Regions from separate parts of the Homo sapiens genome. Here region 1 is linked to region 2. A link is a loop called in an ENCODE intact Hi-C map of the cell type or tissue named here. Cell type or tissue: sigmoid colon. All regions are shown on one strand. Each heading gives the region's core, and the rest is flanking DNA. Links, peaks and the distances in the headings are about the cores only.

Region 1 (7,993 bases), core at 945-5,944, 68 kb after region 2:
ATTTCTTTCAAAATATACTCCCTTTCTCTACTCGCTCTGGGAGTTGGGAGGTGGGTGCAAAATCATTAAAAGATAAGTTTTCTGGCATGAAACCAGAAACAGTTGAAAAGGTGCTATTGTACAGCTGTCAGCTCAAGGAACTGTGCTGCAGAACTAATAAGAAAGATATGGGAAACCCGTGATTTAATCAGCTGCGGACTCATTACTCAACGGTACCTGCAGGGAGAAGCATCCATCAGGGTGTCAGGTATATGTTGCATAAAGAGAGGGGAGATTTAGCAACTGGGCAAAAGTTAAAGGTGGGAGCTGTCATTTACCCACATACTTCTCACTGGTAGAAACTTCATGCTGGACCACTTCACCTCCCTTGAAAATAAAGAAGTAGTTCCACCAGGGCCACCCAAAGCATTTCACGGAGGACTGACTTATACTGCCTATATACTCTCTTTTCACCCTCTGGCCACAAAACTCATTGTATAACAGTCAGATGCCTTACACTCCAAGAAACTGATTTTACATTCACCTATTAATGTAGCAGCCCTTCCAAACTGGAGGGCAGGGAACACATGTCCATGGCTGCCTGACAGAGACCTTCAATGCAAAGGTGGGTGCATGAGAATGAGGGGGTCACTGATGGAGAAAGGAAACTAGAAGCATCTCAAAGCAGCCACCCTCCAATACTAACCAATCCTTACTGCCATCTCTAGGACACAAACAAGGTAGGAAGGATGAAAAGAAAGGTGAAATCACTAAACTGGCTTCTGGTAGTATGTTCTTGACCTTGTAAAGTAGTGGACTGAAATAGCATAAAAATGGAGCTCCTTGCATCTAATTGGTGAAACCAGGCTGTATGCCCTCATGTGCCCTCTGCCTGGAAAGAACACACCCATACCATCAGGGCAGGCTGCACACCAAGCAACCCTGGGCTTCCTTTTTCATTTTTGATACTTCCCGTTCTTTCCTTCCCAGCTAGGTTGCAAGTCTGTGCTATGTCTCTCTTTTGCATCTCCATTATCATGGAAGAGTCTTGAATAAGCTAAAGATGATTCAGAAATTATTAGTCCTTTCTGAGCAGTTAATTGAACATGTCGGACCACACCATAGAGACCAACCAAAACAGGAATTTACCCTCTTTTTAAAGACATCCAAAGAACAAAATTCTACATATTTTATTCTCTAATCCAATCCAAAATCTTGCATAGAAAAATCAAACTTACAAAATTTTATCACACAAGGAGAGGGATATGCAAGGGGGAAACTAAATATTGGCAAAGAATGTAATAAAAAGTCTGGGCACGATGGCTCACGCCTGTAATCCCAGCACTTTGGGAGGCCGAGGCAGGTGGATCACGAGGTCAGGGGTTCAAGACCAGCCTGGCCAACATGATGAAACCCCGTCTCTACTAAAAATACCAAAATTAGCCAAGTGTGGTAGTGCACACCTGTAATCCCAGCTGCTCAGGAGGCTGAGGCAGGAGAATTGCTTGAAACCTGGAGGCGGAGGTTGCACTGAGCCAAGATCGTGCCACTGCACTCCAGCCTGGGCAACAGAGCAAGACTCCATCTCAAAAAAAAAAAAAAAGGAATGTAATAAAAATTGACACCCCTTTCCCCAAGAAATCAAGGCTTAGGTTGGTCTCCCTTTACAGATAGAGCCAGCTACAAACTATGGAGCTCAAAGAGGAATGAAATACCAGGGGCAGAGCTGCGACTGGCATGGGAAAGTCAGTTGGGTAGGCCCAAGGCTCTTGCTACTAAATAACTCCCTGTCCCTTCTACCTGAAACCTCAGATCATTTATCTTGCCAGGCCACTGGTGTCTTTCCTACAAAACAATGTACAGACACCCCAGGAAAGTTCCCTTCTGCCAACATTATCTCTTGCTAGACATAAACACCTACTTTCAAAGCTTGAAATTTATTAGCACCCAAATGATGTTTATTACCCTGCAGCTTGTGATCCTGTCATGGATTGTATCAGCCAAGGAGACTGGATTAACTCACATACCTAGGCATTTATGGCTCTGAAGTGAGCCAGTGTTCAAAAAGCGTCCTGAGGACAGATGGAGTTGCTTGACCCACAGGTGGATGAGCTTCGCTGGAGCAGGAAGGCCCTGGTCCTGGCTGAAAGAACACCTAAGACCAAGGAGAGAATGCAAAATGATGAAGCAGGAGCCTGCACCACAACCAGCAGCCAATCAGAGAGGAAAAGGAACCAAATGCTGGGCAATCAAATGCAAGAAAAAAAGCAGTGAGATTTTTCATTGAAATAAAAATGCAAAAAAAAAAACAAAAAATCAGTGTCACTGGAATTTATTTCTAAAGGAACTTTCTGAGTAATCTATGTACAAATATAAGAGGAATTAATTTTTTAAATTGTGAGGTTTAAAAAGCATCTTTTAATACTAGAGATGTGTACGTTTTTGTAAAGCAATTTCAACATCTGCAGACGTAACCAGAACACTTCAAGAGAAAATGAAAATTTAAATAAACACTGAAGGTTATTCAGTGGGTTAGGAATTCAGGGAAAGAGAAAGAAGCAGAGAGCCCAGTGAAATTTATCTAAATTCTAAAACTCCCAAAATGTAGGTGGGAAAAAATACCAATCATTGTATTCTTTTGTTATTTTCTGTGGTAGTTCTTATTTTTTGTTAACTATTATTTGTTGTTATAAGGAAAATACAATGTGACAGTGGCAAACAAGGCATTTATACGATAAGCTCTGGCCTTTGTCTTTGGGTGCTATCTCTGAAACAGGAATAACTATGCTGGGTGTCTGTTGGAAGGCAGTTTGAAAGGGAGACTTCTAGATTTGTCTCCCTAAGTGATGTGTGTGTCCAAGTCCCGTCATCATGGTCCTTCCATTAGTTTGCCCATTTGTGGTCCCCACTGCTGTAGATTATAGGCAGTTGGTTTCAGGTTATTTATTAATTCTAGAGCTATAATAAAGCACTGTTTTCTAAAAATAAAAAATAAAAAAATAAAAAATCTACTTTCTCTCTGATTGCTATCCTTCCCAACACTTACCCTCTCCCCAGCTGCTAGCAAATGAATAAATTATATTTATTAATGAGTTTCTCTTTGCACTTTCTTTTACATAGTTTTTCACCTTCAGAAATTCCAGCAATATTAACAACTATTATATCTGAATGTTCTAGGATTTGGACAAAGATTGAGGTAGGTTCCATTATCCATTTCTTGGCTCAGCGTAATCCCAATTGCCAGATGCCAGTCTATATATTCCTTTCTGGTAGTCATGCAATATTCTCAGCTCTCTGCTTTGCATTTTAAAGTGACATCCTGGAAGAAATTAACCACCAGGTGGGTGATGAGAGAAAAACCTTTGTTTTAGTTTGAAATCTGGATTCAGCCAAGTCTTTGGAAAAGTCAAATCTGATGATTATCTAAATAGCTAAGGGGAAAGGATACTCATCGCCTTTATAATCTGGGTAATTGGTATGATTACCAGCAGGTTCTTGAATGTCCACGGGGTGCATATCCATATGGAAAGACAGACTCAGCCTTGGCGCTTAGACTCCTAATGAGAATGCCTGCAGTGGAGTCTGAATTACCTCCCCTCTGACCCTAATTCTCTACCTTTCTCTCCTAGTGGAGACCTGGCCCTGGGCTTTCTGGTACAGAGCTGTTCTCTGCAGGGCAGTGGTAGAGACCCTGGGAAGGAGAGGAAGGCCACCCAGGGCTGGGGTGTGAGCGAGCTGGGGAAGCAGGCCCCTCTGCTGTGGAACTCCAGAAGCAACAGCGGGGCGCCTGCGGCAAAGCACTTAACCTATTTGTGTCTCCATCTCCCATTTGTAAATGGAGTAATTATAACCTCTCTGCCTTCTGGGGCTCTTGCGAATCTCCATTAAAGTTCATAAATCACTTTGAAGATGGGAGTCATTGCTGGTTGCCCTGGCAGGTGGAAGATCTCTGGCCAGAGTCCTCCTTCAGTATTTCCAGGCAGCTGGCTTTGTCTTAAAGGAGATACAAGTAACATTCTTTCTGCTCCCTTTTTCTACCTGCACTGAATATCCACAGCGAAACATATTCACCCTTTTTCCTAAATGTCTGTGTTCCCAATGCTACATGTTTTCATAACAACTCGGAAAGTATTAGTAATTTTGGATACAATTAACGAAATTAACATCTTTGTAAAAATCCCACCAAGGCTGTGGAACTATCACCAATAGTTATTTCCATGTATCAATATATGCCCATGCTATGTCCGGGTATATTTCTATGAATTCAGAAACGGATGAATCTTGAACACTATCTTTTAGTGAGCCTAACATCTAAATCAATTAACCTTTAAAAAGATAAAATAGCCACATATTTTTAAGTTGCACATCCATACATATTTATACACACAGATGTGAAGCAAACTCTTAGGTTATATTCTTACTTTTCTTTTTTTTTTTTTTTTTTTTTTTTTTGAGATGAAGTTTCACTCTTGTCACCCCAGCTGGAGTGCAATTGCACGATATTGGCTCACTGCAGCCTCTGCCTCCCGGGTTCTAGCGATTCTCCTGCCTCAGCCTCCCAAGTAGCTGGGATTACAGGCACCTGCCACCACGCGCAGCCAATTTTTCTATTTTTAGTAGAAACGGGGTTTCGCCATGTTGGCCAGGCTGGTCTCAAACTCCTGACCTCAGGTGATCCATCCGCCGCTGCCTTCCAAAGTGCTGGGATTACAGGTGTGAGCCACTGTGCCTGGACCTTATGTATTTTTTTAATCCAGAATTTTTACTTTTTGTTTAAAAGCTTTTTAAAATTGACACATAATATGTTGATAAATATGTGCATATTCATGGAGTACATAGCAGTGTTATGATATGTGTAATGTAGGGATCAGATCAGAATAATTCACATATCCATCATCTCAAACTTTTATCATTTCTTTGTGTTGGGAACATTCAAAATCCTCCTAGCTATTTGGAACTATATCATATTTTACTGTTAACCATAGTCACCCTACAGAGCTGAGGAACACCAGAACCTATCCCTCCTGTCTAGCTATAAGTTTGTATCCTTTTAAAAACCCACTGGAGTATTAAAAATGTCTCACAAGAACCACATTTTTAGGGATGCATTAGCTTACTTTGGCTGCTTTTTAAAAGATTCAAACACATGAAGTTTTTTAAAAATAAACTTCTCTAGAAACCATTTTGACTTAAATGACTATCAGTAGGGAGCTAGTTACATAAATTGTGGTACACCCAGGGCATATGAGTGAGCGTATGTACAGTCACACACACGCATGCACACAGAATGCAATTCTAGATATATTTTAAATTTTTTTAGACAGTGTCGAATAGAACTTACGATAGTTTAATATTTATGTTTTAAAAAGAGATACATATTATACATGATAAAAATGAAAGAATACTACAAATTTGTATATGTAATAAAAGAGGTATTTTATATATGTATGTGTAATATAGTATATACACAAACTATCTCTGGAAAAAACTAGTAACAGTAGTTTCTTCCAGAAAGATATACTAGGAAAATTAGACTAATGGTTGTAGGCAAAAATCTAAGAATTAATGTATATTTTCTTTGGGGTTGTTTAATATTTTTTATTAAAAGAATGCATCACTGTTCTAATTTTTAAAATTTGTGTCACTCTAGTATGTGTTGTTATGTGATTGGCATCCTATAGTATTTTAATTTTTTTTTTTTTTTTTTTTTTTTTGAGACAGAGTCTTGCTCTGTCGCCCAGGCTGGAGTGCAATGGCGTGATCTTGGCTCACTGCAGCCTCTGCCTCCCAGGTTCCAGGGATTCTCTTGCCTCAGCCTCCCAGGTAGCTGGGATTATAGGCGCACACCACCACGCCCGGCTAATTTTTGTATTTTTAGTAGAGACAGGGTTTCACCATGTTGGCCAGGCTGGTCTCAAACTCCTGACCTCAGGTGATCCGCCTGCCGCGGCCTCCCAAAGTGCTGGAATTACAGGCATGAGCCACTGCCCCTGGCCAGTATTTGATCTTTAAAACATAGATGTTTTACAGTGTATACTGTTAAGGAAAATGCCAACTACTAGAAAGTAAACTGGTGTCATTGTATTTTTAAATTGCCTGCCTACTACAGGATGAATAGATTGCAAAATAACACCCAAAATGTGTTCAAGTGAGTTACAAAACTTGCTTTGGCACAAAAAGATACAGACACCCATTGGTGAATAGGTAATATATGTGTCCCCTGTTGTAATGAGAGTACACTTAGGGAATTACTTTATACGCCTTCCCTGGAATTAGTCTCCTGGTGGATAAGAAAAAGGCCTTATTCATCTAATTCCCCCCAAAATTCTAGCTCAATACCTGGCAAATATTAATAGAAGGTGTTCAAAAAATATTTATCAAATAAATAAATTAGATTCACAGCTTGATTTCTTGTCTTTTATAACCAGTTTCTTTGATGTTGAACTTTTTAAAACCTTTAATAAATAATTGCACATCATAAATTGGATGAGGTAAATATAATACACAGCATTTGCCAAACTTGTTTCACCATGAAAAGAAAAACACTTTCCCCACAGAGTCCCTTGCAAGACTAGTTGTAATGAAGCCTAGATAAATAAAAGTGGAAAACATAGCGCTGGCTTTTAATTTACACCTCTCTGTCTCCTAAAAACCAAGGGCAGCAGAGGCCATTAGTGCTCACTGAATATTCCTGGGCTCCCTGCATTTCCCATACTTCTTTATTTTGGGGTCTGGGGCACATGACTGTATCTGGCAAACAGGAATATGAGAGGAATTGATGTACCATTTCCATTGCAAGGCCCTTGGGAGCCAGTGTGTCTCCTTCATCTTTCTTATCTCTTGCTAGAACCACTCTGAAAGTCAAGTGTGGAGATGATGGCCTCACAAGTTAAAGGGAATCCCCAACCACTAGATATGGAAACCCCCTGTCAATTCACATGAGAGTCTGTAGTGAGCAAAGAATATATATTTTGTTGTGCTAAGCCGCCGAGATTTTAGAGTTATTTGTTATGACAACATAATTTAGCCTAACCTGACTAAGCATAGCAATTCATTGTCATGGCATATCCTCATACGACAATTATATAGTGAATGCCTACTACGTGTCAGACGTGATCTTTGAGGTACCTTCTAAAAGTATATTTATAAAGTATGAAAAGAGAAATAAAATATGTACAAGGAAAGTGAAGGGATGAACAGCCTGTCACTCAAATCCTGTAACTTGATGCTTTTCATCTTTGCAAGTCTAGTAATTTCAGAAGAATTTGTCAAATTTTTACATATAAAAATGCAAATTTCCCCCAAATTAACTAGTGTTTTACTGTGTCTGAATTACTCTGTACTTTCCTAAAGACTCATCGCTTTTTCTGTAAGATTAGGAAGAGGTAGGTCCAGAAACATTTCTGTTCTCCTGTTATATCTATACAGGATTCTTAGATTTTTTTTAAAAAAAACTACAAATCCAAAGGGATGAGCTGCAACTGGCCTAATATTTATCAGAAGTTACCACCAGACCTTTTTAGTCAATGCTCTTGTGCCTTTGCCATGGTTAGGCAGTATCTATGTGAATTTTCTGGATTAGGGCTACTTAGTAGATCAGAGCCCTTAACAGAGCTATACTCTCTAATGGAAGAAATAGTCTCAAGATGAAATTCGATTACAGCGATGCACTTTGATTCAATATCTATAACTTCCTTGTGATATGGTAAATTAGGGGGGAAGAAAAATGCTGAGAGATGTAAAGGCAGAACGTACAGGAGGCCTGTTAGTTCCCTGTTCCATTTTGAGTGGTGGAAAGTCAGGATAACGGGAGCTCCTCTGTGTTCCACCTCTAAATCCTAAGGATCTCTTTTTAAAGATCAGCAGGATTTACACAATCACAGTGATCCAAATGCAGCTGGAATTCCAGCACAGGCAGCCAGAGAAATACCAAGTGGTAGGAAAACAAAATCTTTCATTAATTTTCTGTCAAATGCTCTAATCAGTTGCATAACTGTTTGATCAAATACCCACA
Region 2 (7,993 bases), core at 1,052-6,051:
TTGGGTTGAAACATTTTGCATATAGATTTTGTCATTATCATTAAGGTTTCTTTTTTTTATCCAGGTATTTAGAAGTGAGTATTTTGTGTTATGAAAATAAGAGCCTTTTCTTTTCCTTTGGTTATTTCCTTTTTTTTTTTTTAATCCAATGATGCTCCTTTATGGCAGTGTTTTTACTTTCATGCTTCATAATTCGGGGATATGAGCTCATTTACAACAAAAGGAGGTTTTCACATGTGTCTTCCATCCCCAGCCCATGGAGATATCTGGGAGTGGTTTTGATTTTACTTTGCTGAGCCCCACAGCCCTCACTAGTCCAGGACATCAGCTTAGTTTCCACACTGTCACTGTGGTTTAAATCCACCTGCAAGCTGCCCCCTGCATGCTGCCCCCACTGTGGGCTTGAGGCTCTGATTTGTCAGGGTCGTTCTGTGAACTAAGGTCACACTGAGAGTGTCAGGCCTGGGTTTAGACTTTGTGCACCATATGAGAGAAAAGAAACATAGTTCAAGTGTTTCATGGGCTCAAGTCTCGTGGCTTCTTCCATTTACTCAATGGCTGATTTTGGGCAAGTTGTTTAACTTTTTTTTTTTGAGAAGGAGTCTTGCTCTGTCGCCCAGGCTGGAGTGCAGTGGCACCATCCCCGCTCACTGCAAGCTCCACCTCCCAGGTTCACGCCATTCTCCTGCCTCAGTCTCCCGAATAGCTGGGACTACAGGCTCCTGCCACCATACCTGGCTAATTTTTTGTATTTTTAGTAGAGGCAGGGTTTCACCGTGTTTGCCAGGATGGTCTCGATCTCCCGACCTCGTGATGTGCCCACGTTGGCCTCCCAACGTGCTGGGATTACAGGTGTGAGCCACCGTGCCCAGCCAAGTTGTTTGACTTCTATAAGCATCAACTTTCCCATCTTGAAATGGAAAGGGTAGAAACAGTACCAACCTCCTAGGATTTTTTGAAAGATGAAATGAAGAGTCTTGGCACAGAGTAAGTGCTCAATAAATGTTAGTGATGATTGTGGTTACCTTTGTATTGTTATTATGGTTAAGAATGTAATTTTTTTAAACTGTAATCTTAAATTCACGGGTACATGTGCAGGACGTGCAGTTTTTAACATAGGTAAGCGTGTGTCATGGGGGTTTGTTGTTGTACAGATTATTTCATCACCCAGGTACTAAGCCTAGTATCCATTAGTTATTTTTTCTGCTCCTCTCCCTCCTCCTACCCTCTGCCCTCCAGTGGGACCCAGTGTCTGTTGTTCCCCTCTATGTGTCCATGTGTTCTCATCATTTAGCTCCCACTTATAAGTGAGAACATGTGGTATTTGGTTTTCTGTTCCTGTGTTAGTTTGCTAAGGATAACGGCCTCCTGCTCCATCCATGTCTTTGCAAAGGACATAATCTTGTTCTTTTTATGGCTGCATAGTAATTCATGGTGTATATGTATCACATTTTCTTTATCCAGTCTGTCACTGATGGACATTCAGGTTGATTCCATGTCTTTGCTATTGTGAATAGCGCTGCAGTGAACATATGCGTGCATATGTCTTTATAATAGAATGATTTATATTCCTTTGGGTATATACCCAGTAATGGGATTGCTGAGTCAAATGATATTTCTGTCTTTAAGTCTTTGGGGAATCGCCACACAGTCTTTCACAATGGTTGAACTAATTTACACTCCCACCAACAGTGTAAAAGTGTCCCTTTTTCTCCACAACCTTGCTGGCATCTGTTATTTTTTTACTTTTTAACAATAGCCAAGGAATGTAAATATTAGTGAGGCACAAAAATTGGTGCACTGTATGCACATACAGAGCACAGTATACACCTAATAAATGTTAACTCTGTTGGTGGCTGATCATTTCAAATAACAAGAATGTTTCTATTCGACTCATTCATTTACTCTTTCAAAATGTGTATCTCTCACATGTAATTAATATAAAATATTGAAATATTTTATATGCTTTTCTTTTTCTCATTAAGGAAAAGAATATAAAATATTTCAAACTCTAGCACTTCTCAATTTAGATGCTAAATTTTCATCAGAAATACTTCATCTGCATTTATTTCATAAAATGTACAATTGAAAAAGTAAATGTATGTACTCAAGTTGTTCTAAAGATACTTAAAAGCTTCCCAATAATTGAAGCAGTTATCATTTTAAAATTTAAGTTTAAATAAATAAATAGAATTTGAAAACCAGGCTCAGTTGCACTAGTCACATTTCAAGTAATAGATATTTGATGGCACAGATGAAAAGTGTAGCTCCAAACACCCTGCCCCCAGTATTTAGCCCTTAAGTTGCACCGTCCATTTCTAGTCTAGTGCTGTGTTTCCTGTTCTTCCCTGAGTGCCACTCACTTACTCTGTATACAGTAAGGCCGGCCCTGTGGAAGATAAAGATGGAAGACAGATTAAAAAGAGGAGAGGTTGGCTGGGCTCAGTGGCTCACACCTGTAATCGCAGCACATTGGGAGGCCCAGGTGGGTGGATCGCTTGAGACCGGGAGTTAGAGACCAGCCCTGGGCATCATGGCAAAACCTTGTCTCTACAAAAAACACAAAAATTAGCCAGGCATGGTGACGTGCACCTGTAATCCCAGCTACTTGGGAGGCTGAGGTGGGAGAATCACTTGTGCCGGGAAGCGGAGATTGCAGTGAGCCGAGATTAATCGCCCCGCTGCACTCCAGCCTGGGCCACAGAGCGAAACTGTCTCAAAAAAAAAAAAAAAGGGGGGGGGGAGAGAGAGAGAGAAAAGGGATTTACAACCAATGCATTCCAAAGGAACAAAGCTAATTCATCACCTGAACTCTAGTGACATTTTCTCGACACTACATTCAGAAGTTCCACAGGAATCCCACCTGCACATGATTTGGGGGTGTTTCTGCACCTAGCTTTTCATATTTCATGGTGGTGGGGATGGAGCCTTGTGCTTCGTAAGTATTCAGCAAATGCGTATTGGATGAACAGCAGGGCAGAGACAGAAGGGAGAGGATGCTGGAGGAGGGGAGCCCCCAGGTAGCTCTGCTTAGATGACCGACCAGATTCTATCTCCTGCCCCACCCCACTGCCTTTGGTGGTGGTACAGAACTGGCACAGCCAGGACCTGGGCCTGGGCTGTTCTCAGGCATCAGTTTGAGGGGATGAAATAGAGCAGAGTATCCATCCCAGTAGAAATAATCCAGAGACTAAAAGGCCCGCCTGAAACAAGACACCAAAGCACAGACCTTTGAGAATTGCTGAGAGCACTTCCAGAAGCTTGAGAAACACTTAGAAATAAGTATACAGGAATAAATGCGGTTGCGCAAACTCAAATGATTCCAACACGGAGGAGATGACAGGAACTCCTTTTTAAAAAGTCCCCAGGAATCACACAAAGAGCTCTCAGACTACTTTCACTTTGAGAAGGTCATGTGCAAAGGTGAAAACGAAGATGCGTAAGTGTTGCCCACCTGTAGGAAGAAAGTCAGCAGAGCCAAAGCCCAAAACAAGCTTAGGGGAGGGGGAAAACGACGCTTAGCATATAAACAGGACGTTCTATTAGTTTCCTATGCTACTGTAACACATGACCACAAACCCAGTGGCTTAAAATAACACAGATTTATTATCTTACAGTTATGGAGGTCAGAAGTCCAAAATCAGTTTCACTGGGCTAAAATCAAGGTGTCCGTGGGCCTGTGTTTCTTCTAGAGCCTCTAGCGGAAAATCCATTTCCTTGTCTTCTCCAGCTTCCAGAAGCTTCCCGCATTCTTTGGCTTGTGGACCAACCTGGCTCCAGTCTCTGCTCCTATGGTCACATCTCCTCCTTTCTCTGATCTTCCTGTCTCCCTCTTATAAGAAATCTTGTGGCCAGCCACGGTGGCTCACACCTGTAACCCCAGCACTTTGGGAGGCCGAGGCTGGTGGATCACCAGAGGTCAGGAGTTCAAGACCAGCCTAGCTAACATGGTGAAACCCTGTCTTTACTAAAAATACAAAAATTAGCCAGAGGTGGTGGCCGGCACCTGTAATCTCAGCTACCTGGGAGGCTGAGGCAGGAGAATCACTTGAACCTGGAAGGCAGAGGTTGCGGTGAGCCGAGATCACGCCATTGCACTCCAGCCTGGGCAACGAGAGCAAGACTCCATATCAGAAAAACAAAACAAAACAAAACAAATCTTGTGATGACATTGGGCCCACCAGAGTATGCCAAAATAATCTCCCCATCTCAACATTCCCAGTTTAATCACATTTGCAAAATTTCCTTTATCTGGGTTCTGGAGATTAGCACATGAGCCAATGGTGTCATGCTAAGAGATAAAGAAGAGGAAGTGGATCTCCTTAATTCCAATATTGCTTCCAGCATCTCTGACACGGTGACTGATCCCTGAGCTCATAAACTCAGGACTCATGCCTCCTTTCCCAGCCCCTCTGGGCTAATATATCTTGAGTCCCCCAAGGTCCCCATGGCTCATTGCACATTGCTTTGTTATAGTAATTAATCACTCAACAAATATGTATTGAGCACCTACACGTGGAGACCATATTCTCATTACCTAGGATACATGAGCCAACAGAGTAATCCAAAGCTCTTACCTTCAAAGTTTTACCCCACTAGTGGGAGAAGGCACACAATAAATAAAATAAGGAAATGATGTAGCGTATTTGGAAGTAGTTAAGTGCTATAAAGAAAAATAAGGCAGGTTGGGCCTGGCAGCTCATGTCTGTAATCCCAGCACTTTGGGAGGTTGAGGTGGGAGGGTTGCTTGAAGCCCAGAGTTCGAGACCACCTTGGGCAACATAGCAAGACTCTGTCTCTACAAATAAGAAAAGTAGCCAGGCTTGGTGGGATGCACCTGTAGTCTCAGCTGCTCAGGAGGTTGAGGTATCAGGATCCCTTGAACCCAGGAGTTTGAGGCTGCAATGAGCCATGAGCATGCCACTGCACTCCAGCCTGGGTGACAAAGTAAGACCCTGTCTCTTAAAACATAAGATAGGATAAAATAAAAGAGCAGAGAAGTGGGTTACAGAGTTCCATGTTGGAGGTTAGCTGCAGTGCTAAACAGAGTGGTTAGGAAAGGTTGGCTGAGAAGACGGCATTAGAGCAGAAGCTTGAAGGGTGTGAGGGAGCCACATAGATTCAACAAATAATGCAGCAGCCCTGAGTGGGAGCAGTCCTGGGTGATCTCCAGCACAGGGAGGCAAAGGGGCAGAGGCAGAACATGAGGACAGCTTGGAAATGGGAGGGCCAGCTGGCCAGAGGCTTATCACTTGGGGTGGTGCAGGGCTGTGAGCTCTGGAAAGCCAGGACACTGGTGTCCCTCACACTTCACACAGGATGAGCATTATAGTTAGCACTTGAGGACTGTGGCTGAAAGAAAGAACCTCGGTTTGATTCTCCACTGGGCAAGAAAATGAGGCACGGCTCCCTCTCCACCTTCACTGCATGCTTCCCTTTCCCTTCTGCATCAGGGACAGAGGCCAGGGTGTCTGTCACTGAGCTGTGTGCAGAAACCCAAGTGCCCAGCATGCATGGCACCGCTCTCCCCCTCAGGCCGAGAAGTAGGCTTTGCCATTGCCTGGAGCCATAATCTCGTGCGCCCTGCTCCACTGTCCTGCTGACCTGCTCTGCCACTGACTGCCTGTTCCTCTCTCTTAACCTCAGCCAATGCCATCCCACCTCAGCCAACAGCCCTGGCGAGGCCTTCCTCCTCTCGTTATCTGCAGGGTGCACAAGCCTCAGCTGAAGCCTGGAGAAACTGGAAGAATGGATGGGGAATAAAGGAGGTGTAAGAAGCTAGGGTGGGGAGCAGAGTTGAGAAACAGACTGAGGCTGTTCCTGGGGAACAGGAGCAACAGGAGAGAGGACATGACGAAGCCCCTTGGTTCCAGCATGCTGCGGAATAACAAAGGGTTAAGCCATTTGCATTACTGTATTTGTGTGCAGCCCTCAGAGGGCCCCCGGAGCCGCTCTTGGGTGGTCCAGTACAGTCTCAGGCAGCAACCTATTAGTGGTATCTCGGCGTGATTTATGCAGCTGTCAAGCTGCCTTCACCAGGACAAGTGAATTGCGGGCACCGGCCGGCGGCCTGTGCTCCTTCCGAGAGGGTAAGTAAATGAAGGCCAAAGAGAAAGAAAACAGCCCAAGGTGCCACCCCTGGTCCTCTGGGTCTTCTAATAACGAGTCCCCTCTATAGAATAACATCCAGCTTCTCACAGGAGACTGCTCTTACAGAGCCCCACTGTCTGTCGCAGACCGCCGGGAGCGGCCGCTTCATGGCCCGGCCAGGCCAGGAGGGCAGGGAGGGCTGGCTAGGAGCCACCCACCACGGATGGAATGGGAGACACTAGGCTGAAAGACAGCAGGACTCTCGGGCCATCCAGCTAGAGTGGCATGGCATGGACACTGGGCCTCTATTTTAGGCCTGAGAGTGATGGGGCAATGCTGGGGCATGGACTGTCCTCCTGCAGCCAACGGAAGCGCTGTCATGCACAGATGCCACCCACGAGGTCCTGAGGCTGCTGTACTCAAAAGGTACAAAGCCTTGCTGTGCCAGGCCTCCTCCAGCAACCGCCACACCTCATTTACCATTCCCTATGGACGGGTCGACCGGCGGGCTCAGGCCTGTAAGCATCTTGCGGCTGCGCTGGGAATGCTGAGGGCAGAATTCATTTCCAAGTTGGGTATGAGAGCCTGGTCTAAGCATCTGATGTTCCTGATGTTGATCCCCTCCTTAGGCTGGGGACCTTCCCGGGGTTAGTTCTTTCATAACACACACACATGCACGCACCCCTACATATATACCTGTTACCCACAGAGGGTACCAAGGAGTGGGCTGCCTGTCTCTTTCAGTGTTTGATTGACAGTGGAGTAGCCAGAGACATGTGCAAAATTTTAGAGGCCTGGGGGAGTGTGTGTGTGTGTGTGTGTGTGTGTGTGTGTGTGTGTGTGTGTATGAGAGAGAGAGAAGCCAACAGCAAGACTTCACTTTTTAATAACATCACGGATTTCTTTCGCGGTCCCCTTTTCTCCCCCAGCCAACTGGCATGTGGTGTATTGTGTTTGTGGCACGGCAGTGGAAGGCAGGTGTTTCACATTGAATTTGATTCCCAGCCAGGACATTTCAGAGGTTGGGGGGTGTGGGGGATGCAGAGACAGATTCCTGGTTGTTGCTGAAACTGAGGAATAAGAGAAATGAGCTGAGCGCTTTCAGCAAATGATAACCCTGAACTACATTTTATTCCCTCCTTTCTCATTTAATACCTTTGCCTGCTCTTGCCTCTGTAGGATCTTCACTCCAGAATGGGGGTGCCCTGAGGAAGAAGTCTCTTCGCTGGACTTAGATAGACACAGGTGGCACCAGCAGCTGCATGCTCCCTGAGTTTCTTGACTTGGCAAGAGGTCTGCAGATTTAGTCTTTTAACAGTCCTTTCAGCACAGGCAGGAGGGGACAATGGGCATTTTTAATAGGCTTCCTGTTTGTTCAGATAGGAAGCTGCTAAGGCCTCAGTTCGAAAGGGTGCCTGGAGGCAAATGTGCCAACTCGCCCTCCAAGCACCTGATTGCTCCCTATTTGCAAGAAACCTTGAGTGCCCATTCAACCGGAAGTTTGAAAGTTTGACAGTTTAGTTCGGGGCATGGCAGGGCTTGTACTTACCATTGCCAGGGGCCTTTTAAGGGCCCTTGCACCCTTCTGTTTTCCAGGGCACCATTCTTCTGCTCTGGTTCTGAGAATAAAGGGAACAGCTGCACTGGAAGTCAGGACTATAGCAGGCTTGGCCAACAGGCCTGTTACAATTCCCATCTCAGCCCTCTCGCCCACACCCCCACGTCCGGTCATTATACACAGCGCTTGCTTCCTTGAGCTTGCTTCTATTTTCAAATCTAAAATGCAGAACTTCTATGCTATCCTCCAGAGACCTGTGAGAGCCTCCCTCATTGGACTCTCTCACACCACATCACACCCTATTTGGGTTCACACAACACAAGGAGCCTTTGGGAGATTTGTTTT

Evidence for each region. A loop is a pair of places that touch in the nucleus more often than their neighbours do. Peaks named below come from ENCODE experiments on the same cell type or tissue, not always from the same donor. Only the 100,000 strongest peaks of a DNase experiment are listed, where the experiment ranks them.
Region 1: a loop joins it to region 2, with 2.4 times the contacts of the local background. A loop is called at or near these places in 1 of 110 quality-filtered maps.

What each region holds. Positions count from the first base shown.
Region 1 is chr9:86,507,594-86,515,586 of GRCh38, reverse strand. The region is part of intron 1 of LOC102724080 (a long non-coding RNA gene); the gene reads right to left. Among named protein-coding and RNA genes, the nearest start is that of TUT7, 160 kb to the right of the region's middle. RefSeq lists an enhancer at 6,822-6,991. In sigmoid colon, for the core only: no CTCF peak of the experiment used is centred there; no DNase peak of the experiment used is centred there.
Region 2 is chr9:86,576,155-86,584,147 of GRCh38, reverse strand. No RefSeq gene overlaps it. Among named protein-coding and RNA genes, the nearest start is that of LINC02834, 130 kb to the left of the region's middle. In sigmoid colon, for the core only: no CTCF peak of the experiment used is centred there; a DNase peak (open chromatin) is centred at 3,287.